2 separate regions of the Homo sapiens genome follow, and region 2 is linked to region 1. Evidence: chromatin loops called from intact Hi-C (ENCODE). Cell type or tissue: PC-9. All regions are shown on one strand. Region 1 overlaps ST3GAL3 (ST3 beta-galactoside alpha-2,3-sialyltransferase 3). Region 2 overlaps PTPRF (protein tyrosine phosphatase receptor type F).

Region 1 (5,000 bases):
ATATACTTACCCCCAGCACTTGCTATTCTGTATTGTAATTTTTGGTAGTATGTCTCCCTTGATACACTGTAAATTCCTAAGGTCAGAGGCTGATTTAACCCTGCCTACCCTCTCCAGTGCCTTGCATAAATGGGCACAAAGAAGACCCCTAAAACTTTCTTAAGGAACAAAATGACCCTGACAGTCTCACGGCAGACAAGGCAATCTCAAGGAACCCACAAGGCTGAGACTGCTACATATTTTTCAGAAGACTTGTGTTCTAATCCTGGCCTGTTGCTGTGTGACCATAATCATGCCACCTCACATCTTTGGGTTTCAACGTCTTATGCGTTCAATGTGGGTCTGGAGTCACTGCCCTGCCACCAAAATCTCTGCACTATGCAGTCTAGAGAAGATCACAGCCAAAGAACAGGATATAGTCAGTGAATGGGCTCCGTGACTGCCGGGGCTGGAGGCCCTGCATGCTGGGGCACCTGAGTGAGCCCTGGCTGGCTGCCAGTTCTGAGTCCCCACCTCCTCCACCCCCACCCTTGGGCCTGCTGCCAAAACTCTGGTGCCCAGCTGCTCTACTGTGCTGGGGCCCTGTGGCAAGCCTACCCTCCAGGCTGCCTTCTGCAGGGTCTGGACTGGGTGGGTGTGGGGTGGTGGTACCAGAAATGATGATGCCACTGCCTAGTGTGTGTCATGTCTGATTCACCACAGACCCCTCGGGCCTAGCCCAGAGCCTTACACAGAGTAACTGCTCATTGAACACAAACTCATCTGATCAATGCACAATTTCTTTTAGAAATCTACATTTTCAAGCATCCCCCACCACGGAAATTCAAAGCCTGAAATGCAAATCTGAAGGCTGAGTGACAAGCCAAGGAGTTGGGACTTTATTTGGTAGGCAAAAGAAAGCCAAAAGTCTAACAAGAGAAAAACAATATTTTCTTATGTAAACAACTGTATTTTTGAAATGAAATATAAACCTCAGTGCAATTACAGAACTGACTAGAAGCTTTTTGACTAGGCACAGTGACAAAAACGTTCTAGATGTTTTCAGTTAGCTCTCTCAACAACTCTGTGAGTTGGTGCTATGAATTAATTTACACACAAGGCCTAGAAAGATGAAGAGACTAATCCAAGATCATACAAGTGGTAGACACTGGATTAGAACCCAAGGTCTCTAACACCAGTGGAGGAACTCTTAACAGGGCACTGCCACCAACACGGTCACGGAGGAAGGCACAGGACAGCACAGGAGTGGTCAACACAGTCAGACACGGGGTGGAGAAGACAGTCCAGAAGGCCTCACACAGCTTTGGTCTGCGGCAGTAAGGCATTTTGAGTCTCTTCATGTCCTGTCCCCAGTCCCCACCATCTGCTTGCCTGCCTTGTGCTGTGAGTTCCTGTGGTCTTTCTGAATTCCAGAAAGTTTCATAAACAGCAGAAAGATGGACAGCAGGTGCCCTTCTTAACACAGTGCAGTGCAGAAATAAATGAACAACAGACAGACCTTTGGCCACCTCTTTTCTCTCTAGTTTACCCCATCAACTTTTGGCAAGGTACTTAAAGAATAAGGGCTGTGGGACAGTCCAGGGGGCACAGGATCACGTCATCTACAATGGAGAGGGAGCTGGAGCCCAGCAGGCAAGGCAGGAGATACTGCTCTCTCCATGGCAGTGGAAGGCAGTCCAATATCAAGGATGATGGGCTCCAAATCAACCCCTCATTTAGAAAGCGACAGTAACTCCTAAAACGTACAACTCTGGGTACAGTGGGTCATGTCAAGTTATTACCAAATTAAAATGCCTTAGAAATGGCCTCCTGACTATCCCAGTGAGAGAAGAATAGGGGGAGTGTTGGGGATTCTGAGTCATCCAGCAGGCTGGGACCTCTGGGGCAGTTAGCGGTCAAAACCACCAAGATTAACGGTCGCCAACTCCCTGGGGCCAGAATAGTCAGTCTCTCTAAGGCACTCACACTCCAAATGCCAGCAGGCCCCCACAGATGTCTGATCAAATCACTCAGCCCTTGTTCTTCTCCTACTCTGCAGCTGGCCTTTCATTTTGGGAGATTTAGCATTAAACCCAGTAAGAGCACCCATTGTCCTGCAAACGTGACTACCAAGCCCCTGGGGTGAAGAGTGTTACCACTGCACTCACAAGAGGAAATCCAGATGGACAGGCTGGAGCCCCAAAGAAGGAACCAGACGCTTCCACTCTCCTGCTTCACTCAGAAGGACTGAGTTTAAGGAATCAGGCCAAGCAATGGGTCATAAATGGAAAAAGCATCAGATCTGGAATCAGAAACTGTCACAGAGGACACTGACAAGCAAGTGATGGAAAATCTGATTTTCAACTTCCCCATGTGCAGTGGAAACCATGTAATTCCAAGAATCGCATCAGGATGTGGTGAGGGAGCACATTTGGAGGGGACACACATGCTGTGTGACACGCGTGGCTGCCATAAGCGCCTGGCTCGGGTTCAGATCCAACCACAGGGAGAGTCACCACATGATATCTAGTGGGAGGGTGCCCTGGCTGACGTGTGTCTGAAGGATCAGCATTTGGGAGATGAGGAGTAGCACTGCAGGAGGCTGAAAGAGCAGGAGAGTGTGAGGCTGTGGTCAACGAAGTGTCTTAGGAAGGACGCAGAGACCAACTGCGTCACACACTGTGGAGGTCCAGTAAGGTGTGGCCACAGGACTAAATGCTGGATTCGGCAACAGGGAGGTCACCACCAACCTCAACAACAGCCATTCCACTGGAATGTGGAGGTGAAACTCGTTTCACTGGGTTTAAGAGAAAACAGGAAGAGACAAACTGAAGTCATGAAACACAGACTATTTTTAGGAGTTCTGCTACAAAGGAACAAAGAAATGGGGCAATAGCCGGAGCGGGGAAGCAGGGTAAAGTGTTTTTTGAGGTTAGGAAATATTTCCCCAAGTTTACAAGCTGGTTAGAATAAAAGAAAAACTCACAATGCAGTAGAGATAGGACAGTTGTAGGGAGAATGTTTCTTTTTGTTGTGTTTGTTTTCTGAGACGGGGTCTCACTCTGTTGCCCAGGCTGGAGTGTGGTGGCATGATCTCGGCTCACTGCAACCTCCACCTCCGAGGTCCAAGTGATTCTCCTGCCTCAGCCTCCCGAGAAGCTGAGGTTACAGGCGCCTGCCACCGCGCCCGGCTAATTTTTGCATTTTTAGTAGAGACAAGGTTTCACCATGTTGGCCAGGTTGGGGGAGAATGCCTGTGAGAAGGCGGAGGGGGAAAGGATCTAGCGCAAAACTGGAAGGGCTGGCCTTAGCTCTGCTCCCTTAGCCCGCCTTGGCCAGGGATGCCTATTTTCTAAGCACCACTTCCCTTGCGAACTTTCCATGATACTTCCCTTCTCAGGTAGAACCCATCCCCCTGTGGACCTGCGCCACCTAGGGCAGACCTTCATCTTCACTTGCTCACTTGTTCCCCCATTCTCCTACCGCCTTCCCCTTTCTGCCTCTCATTTCCACAGGCAACAAATATTTAGAGACAATAGAGTCACTCTGCTTGGATTTTTATCCTGGCTCTCTTAATAGCTGTGTGATTTGGGGCATGTCTTTTAAATTGTTTTGTGCCCTTAATTTGCACATCTTTAAAAGTGGGATTATACTAGTACTTACTTTATAAAATTTTTTTGTTAAGAGTTATGCTGAGAAAGAAGGGCTGGCACTGAGTACGGTGTCTGGCCCCTCGCTGGTGCTCAGTACATGCTAACTAACTGGCCTGGGATTAAGGATACAATGATGACTAGGACATAGTTAAGGCCTAGCATTACACTCCATTACACTGAAGAGTAATTGTCCATTTAAATATCTTTCTCTCATAGAATATGATCATTTTAGCAAAGCATGTATGGCACAGAATATACAAGTACCCAATAAAATGCTGGACTGAAATCAGTTGGTTACCTTGCCTTGGAAGGTTAATCAACAGGAAGTGTAAGGGGGAAGTGGGGTGATGGCCAGGGAAACTGGGGAAGAGTCATTGACAGTGATTCCTGAGGACTCTACAGATCAGTGATGGACATTGTGTAACCATCAGTCTAGTTTCTAGAACCATCTCAGAGAGGACTGGACTCAGATCAGCCCCTACCATGCCTGCTCCCTCGTTTCATGTGCTAATTTAGTTTAAAGCATTCCTTATGAGAAAAGAAGACCATGTAGGCAGCACTTAGCACACTGCCTAACAACCCAGCAGCTTAATCAAAGCCAGTGTTACCATGCTAGGGGGACATGCATGAGCGTGCAGATGAGCCTCTCTACACAGAGCTCTTTCCATCCACAGAGGAGGGAATTCTTCAATTCCATCTTCTACCTTCCTCATGAGGATGCCTTTCTCCAAGTACTAGAGAGTTGTTTCTGGGATAATGACATGAGGAGGGAAATGGCAGAAGCAGCTTCGCCTAGCTTGAGTAATCCTATTCTGTCATTAAATATTTTCACTTTAATTTTTTTTTTGAAATAGCCTTTACTGCCATAGATCCTCTCAAGCCCCAAGATGGAAATGTTTCTCCTTAAGGACAACTTCTGTCTCCTCTGACTGCCACCTGTCTGACCTGTTACTCCAAGGTCTGCTGGGTCTTGCTTGCATTGTCACCAGTTTCATCATCTACCCACATGTGGGCTGTGCCAATCCATTCTACCCTAGACATCACTGACTCTTTGCTCTTTGTGGCTTCCAATGTAGACTCAGGTTTCTCTACAGCTTTTGCCATCATGATACGTGTACAGCCATCTACGACAAATGCTGAAGCACTGTCAAATGTCTTCTATCACTTTAAGAAAAAAGGGACTGCTTGATCTGAGCCATCTGAAACTTGTGGTATTTCTCAGCTCCGGAGGCCCTGCCTTTCTGCTCTTGCTGCTAGGCACTGCAATACCTTTTCATCAAACCAGGCCACCTTCCTATTTGATCAGTGATTGTGGAGCTGACATTAACTCCAGGTTACATTTGTCTCCAGAGCCTTGTAATTTATTTC
Region 2 (5,000 bases), 280 kb after region 1:
TGCAACCTCCTCCTCCTGGGTTCAAGCAATTCTCCTGCCTCAGCCTCCCAAGTAGCTGGGACTACAGGCGTGCGCCACCACGCCCAGTTAATTTTGTATTTTTTGGTAGAGATGGGGTTTTGCCATGTTGGCCAGGCTGGTCTCGAACTCCTGACCTCAAGTGATGTGCAGGCCTCTGCCTCCCAAAGTGCTGGGATTACAGGCGTGAGCCACCACACCCAGCCCCTCCTGTCAGTCTGAAGTCCGTCCTCCTCACCCCAGGCCTGAAAGACCACCTCCATCCTCCTCAACCCTTTGAAAGGTAAGGCTGCCCAGGGCAGTGGCAGAGGTAAGAGGGCTCCTGACCCAGGACCTGGGGCTTAGGCGCTTTTGAAGGACTCCTCTTTCAATACTAACAAGGAGGCCCTGTTCCCCAATCTGAGAGCCTGAAAAGAAGCCCTCTGGGGCCTCTGGTCCTTCAGCCACCTCCCAAATGCCAGGGCAGGGCAGATGGCTCCCTGCTAGGACAGCTGCCAATAGGAGGACTGGGCAGCATTGAAATACTTGCCCCCAGGTCACGAGTGGGGAAACAGGTCAGAAGTGGCAGGGAGGAGCCTGAGAACACTCAGCAATCAGTGATGCTGGCCCAGGGCCTGTTCTCTGAGTTCCTATTGCACAGGTATGTCCCCCCGTGGGAGCAGGCAGTGGAGCTGCATCACCCGGATGATGCCACGCAGCACGGAGGCCAACCACCTTCAGCTCACGTGGTGAGGCCTCAAGATGTACAGCTTCCAGCCCCACAGCAACCACCACCACACTCCTGGGAAGCGCTTCATACACAGCATTCAATCTTCCAAACCAGCTTGGGTGGTAGGCATTATATCCATTTACAGATGGAGCAAATGAGGGTCAGAGGCATAGTTACTAACCCAAAGACACACGAGAAGTGAGTGGTCCAGAGTCTTAACCACTGTCCTCTATGGCTCCTCTAAGCTTGTAGAGCCCACGGACTCATACAAGACACAGATGCAAAACAGTAACCGACACTGGACGCAGTGCCTCAGGCCTGTAATCCCAGCACTTTGGGAGGCCAAGGCGGGCGAGGTCAGGAGTTCGAGACCAGCCTGGCCAACATGGTGAAACCCCGTCTCTACTAAAAATACAAACATTAGCTGGGCGTGGTGGCACCTGCCAGTAGTCCCAGCTACTTGGGAGGCTGAGGCAGGACAATCACTTGAACTCGGGAGGTGGAGGTTGCAGTGAGCCGAGATCTCACCACTGCACTCCAGCCTGGCAACAGAGTGAGACTCTGTCTCAAACAAAACTAAAAAACCCCCCAAAACCAAACAACAACAACAACAACAAAAAGAGTAACTGAATGGAGATGTGTGTGTGAACAGATAAAGCCACAGCGTAAAAATGGCCAATGTGAAAACATGTGCAGCTGTTCTTGTAATCAAAGAAATGCAAATTAAATTGAGATGCCATTTTTTGCCTATTAACTTGGCAAAAAATATTTTTTTGAAGATATTTCCCAACAGTGGGGAAGATGTGCAGGAAAGAGGCCCTCTTCTGCCCTGCTTGGCAGGAGTATGAATTGACACAATCTTCTGGAAATATCAAAAGGCTTAAAAATGCATGTGCCCTTTGACTCAGCAATTCCACTTCCATGAACCTAGAATAAGGGAATAATCAGGAAGGTGAACACATCCATCTGCAACGACGTGTATGGCACCTTATTTATAGAAACGAAAAAACTGAGAACATATGTGTCCAACAATAAGGGAATGGCTAAATAAATTAGGGTACTTGCATGTGACAGCTTACCCATAGCCATTAAGGATAATGATACAGGCTGGACGTGGTGGCTCACGCCTGTAATCCCAGCACTTTGGGAGGCCAAGGTGGGCGGATCACGAGGTCAGGAGTTCCAGACCAGCCTGTTCAATATGGTGAAACCCCGTCTTTACTAAAAATACAAAAATTAGTCACGAGTGGTGGTGCGCACCTGTAGTCCCAGCTACTCGGGAGGCTGAGCCAGGAGAATCGCTTGAACCCAGGAGGCAGAGGCTGCAGTGAGCCAAGATGGCACCACGGGACTCCAGGCTGGGTGACAGAGCTAGACTCCGTCTCAAAAAAAAAAAAAAAAAAAAAGAATAATGATACAGAAGAATATTTAGTGGCAAGGAAGATGTTAGCCATATTTTTTTTTGTTTGTTTTTAAAGCAGTCTACAAATCATCGGACAGTATGTGGTCCCATTTCTGTTCACACACACACATATATATGTATGCACAGAAAATGGGCCACGAGTAAGTAACCAAATGTTATTACTAGAGGTAAACTGAGACATTTTAATTTTTTCCTCTGTGCTATTCTATACTTTCCAATTTTTCAAAAAGGAACAGGTATCGACATCACATTCTTAAAAAGAAAGCAACAATCGGCCCGGGTGCGGTGGCTCACACCTGTAATCCCAGCAGTTTGGGAGGCTGAGGCAGGCGGATCACCTGAGGTCAGGAGTTTGAGACCAGCCTGACCAACATGGTAAAACTCCATCTCTACTAATAATACAAAATTAGCCAGGCATGGTGGCGCATGCCTGTAATCCCAGCTACTTGGGAGGCCGGGCAGGAGAATCGCTTGAACCCGGGAGGCAGAGGTTGCAGTGAGCTGAGATCACACCATTGCACTCCAGCCTGGGCAACAAGAGTGAGACTGCATCTCAAAAAAAAAAAAAGAAAGAAAGAAAGAAAAGAAAAAAAAGCAAGCAACAATCGATGCTATATTTTGAAAACATAAACACATTCAGACTGATGAATCAGTTGTGGCTGGGGTCTGATCATGTCACCCCCGCCTTGTTTGTGGCTTCCTATGTCCCTAGGAGAGTGTTCATTTCTCAGCCAGATCCTGTGTAATCTGCCCTCCAAACCTCTCCAGACTCATGCTGAATTGCTTTCTCCTTCTTCCTGTGCTCTCTAGCTCCCCCTCTGCCCTCCAGAAAACCCAAATTGAACTACTCAGAGCTCTCTGAAAGCTCCATCCTCTCTTGCTTCTGGGCCTGGGCACCTGCCTAGCTGCCAACTGCCACCCCCAACTCCCACCTGTCCTCAAGACTTGGCTTAGACACAGCTTCCTCCTCCTCGGTGCTCAGAGGACTTCAAGGTGGTCCAGGGAGTGTTTGTGAATGAATGGAGAAGCCACCAAGTGAGAGAAGACACTAAAATCCACGGACAGAGCCCCAGCCCTCAGCTCACAGGGGCAACAAGGAACACACCTGCCTGACACCTACGGCCAGGCTCCACATGGAAATCCGGTTCACTGCCAAACAGCCACAGCCATAACCACGTAACCCAAGGGATACACAGCTGCAGCTCCACACCTCAAGTCAGACCCCAGACCCCACCCAACCAACGACCCGGCTCAGCAGGAGAATACAAAGGCATCATGCCCCACATGGCTGGCCTCAGCATAAGCCGCACAATCCAGGCCAGATCCAATGACTATCCCTGTCCACCACTGACTTTCACTGACCCCGAGGTGGCCAGTCCTCCTTTCTGCCAAATGCACATGGGCCCAGGACAGGATCAGGGCTGGCTGGCTCTTCCCACGCCTCAGCCCGGCAGCCCACCGTGCCACGTCTCCCTAGCACGTACCTTCGAGCACTGAGAGCTTGGCACTAGTGTTGATCTCACCCAGGCTGTTAGTAGCTGTACACTCATAGATGGCTTCATCTCGCTGCACCCGCAATGGCTGGATCCGAAGCACTGACCCTGCCCCATCATCAAACTCAATGACCTGTCAGAGGACAGACATGGGGTCACAGCCTACTCAGGACACAGGAGCCTGCTCAGGGTCAGTTGTCCTCCCACCTCCAAAAGGTCCATGAGGAGGGACACTGAAAGGAGAGAGTGTGGGCAGACCCTGAGCCCTGCCGACCCCTTCCCACCACAGACGCACCTCGAAGCGCTGGGAGCTGACTTTCTTCCCCTTCTTCATCCATGTGATGCGCGGCTTGGGTTCTCCTGTAGCTTGGCACACGAAGGAGGCTACCCCTCCTGACAGCCCAGTCTGGTCCTCAGGGACTTTAATGAAGACAGGTTTGCCTGGAAGAGATGGAGACACCAAGTCACCACAGCACAGTCACTATAGGAATGGCCAGTGAGGAAGGTGGCAGTCATGGGGGCAGAGAGAAAGACCTACAAAGAAAACAAGGACACCTCACCTTTATGTAGCGCTTAGTATGTGCCAGGCACTGTTCAGAGAGTTTAACATTTTTTAACTCTGTTAAGCATATGAGGTGAGTGCTATAACTGTATCTGTTTCTAGAGGCCCAGAGAGGTTAAGGGATTTGTCCCATATGACACAGCTGGTAAGTGGTAGAGCTAAGATCTGAACCCAGGTGTTCCAAGTCTGGAGTTCACACTACCACTGCACCCTTCTGTTGCCCGCCCCACATCAATTCCAAGCTCCAGGAAAAAGGCGTGCTGGAGAGCTGCTGGGAAGAGCTCCAGCTCTCCCTGAGAGTTGTCCCTCCCCCTGCTCTCCATCTCAGTGATGGCACCACCATCCACCCCGGGGCTCCGGCCAGGAACCGAGACTCCTCCCTCTCTCCCAGCCCCCACATACCAGCAGCAGTCCCAAAGGCCTAGACAGTCCAGTTCCTAAGTCTCTCTGGATATCTTCCCAGGTGAATGCTTTCCTGTAAATCTGCCTCTCCCATCCCTCCCCCCCGACTTAGTTATTGCCTTCTGACAGTCTCCTCAAGGTGTCCACAGGGAGGCAGAGGGAGGAGAAGAAAGGTAGGGGCTCAGACATGGCACTGCCACACCCTCATCACCTCAGTACACATACCAGGGCCAGTCCACAGCCCCTATCCCTAAGAATTCAACCACCTAGGGTCATGAACCCAGAGAAGCCCAACCCATTTGCTACAATCTTGTAGCAATAGCTCGTTAATCTTGACAGCTGATCCATTTCCTATTAATCAGACCAATGAACAGCTCCAAAAAGGGCTAGTGC

What was found. Peaks named below come from ENCODE experiments on the same cell type or tissue, not always from the same donor. Only the 100,000 strongest peaks of a DNase experiment are listed, where the experiment ranks them.
Region 2: it touches region 1 in a loop (3-fold over the local background); 2 of 110 quality-filtered maps call a loop at or near these places.

Annotation. Positions count from the first base shown.
Region 1 is chr1:43,832,186-43,837,185 of GRCh38, reverse strand. The region is part of intron 4 of ST3GAL3 (ST3 beta-galactoside alpha-2,3-sialyltransferase 3); the gene reads right to left. Among named protein-coding and RNA genes, the nearest start is that of MIR6079, 3.9 kb to the left of the region's middle. RefSeq lists enhancers at 1,484-2,251, 2,252-3,019. In PC-9, no CTCF peak of the experiment used is centred here; DNase peaks (open chromatin) are centred at 505, 1,885, 2,745 and 4,705; H3K4me3 peaks cover 1,249 bases; H3K27ac peaks cover 4,722 bases.
Region 2 is chr1:43,552,576-43,557,575 of GRCh38, reverse strand. PTPRF (protein tyrosine phosphatase receptor type F) reads right to left here. Exons shown (of 34, transcript NM_002840.5): 4 at 3,939-4,084; 5 at 3,635-3,776. Among named protein-coding and RNA genes, the nearest start is that of PTPRF, 24 kb to the right of the region's middle. RefSeq lists an enhancer at 1-378. In PC-9, a CTCF peak has its summit at 2,967; a DNase peak (open chromatin) is centred at 565; H3K27ac peaks cover 2,042 bases.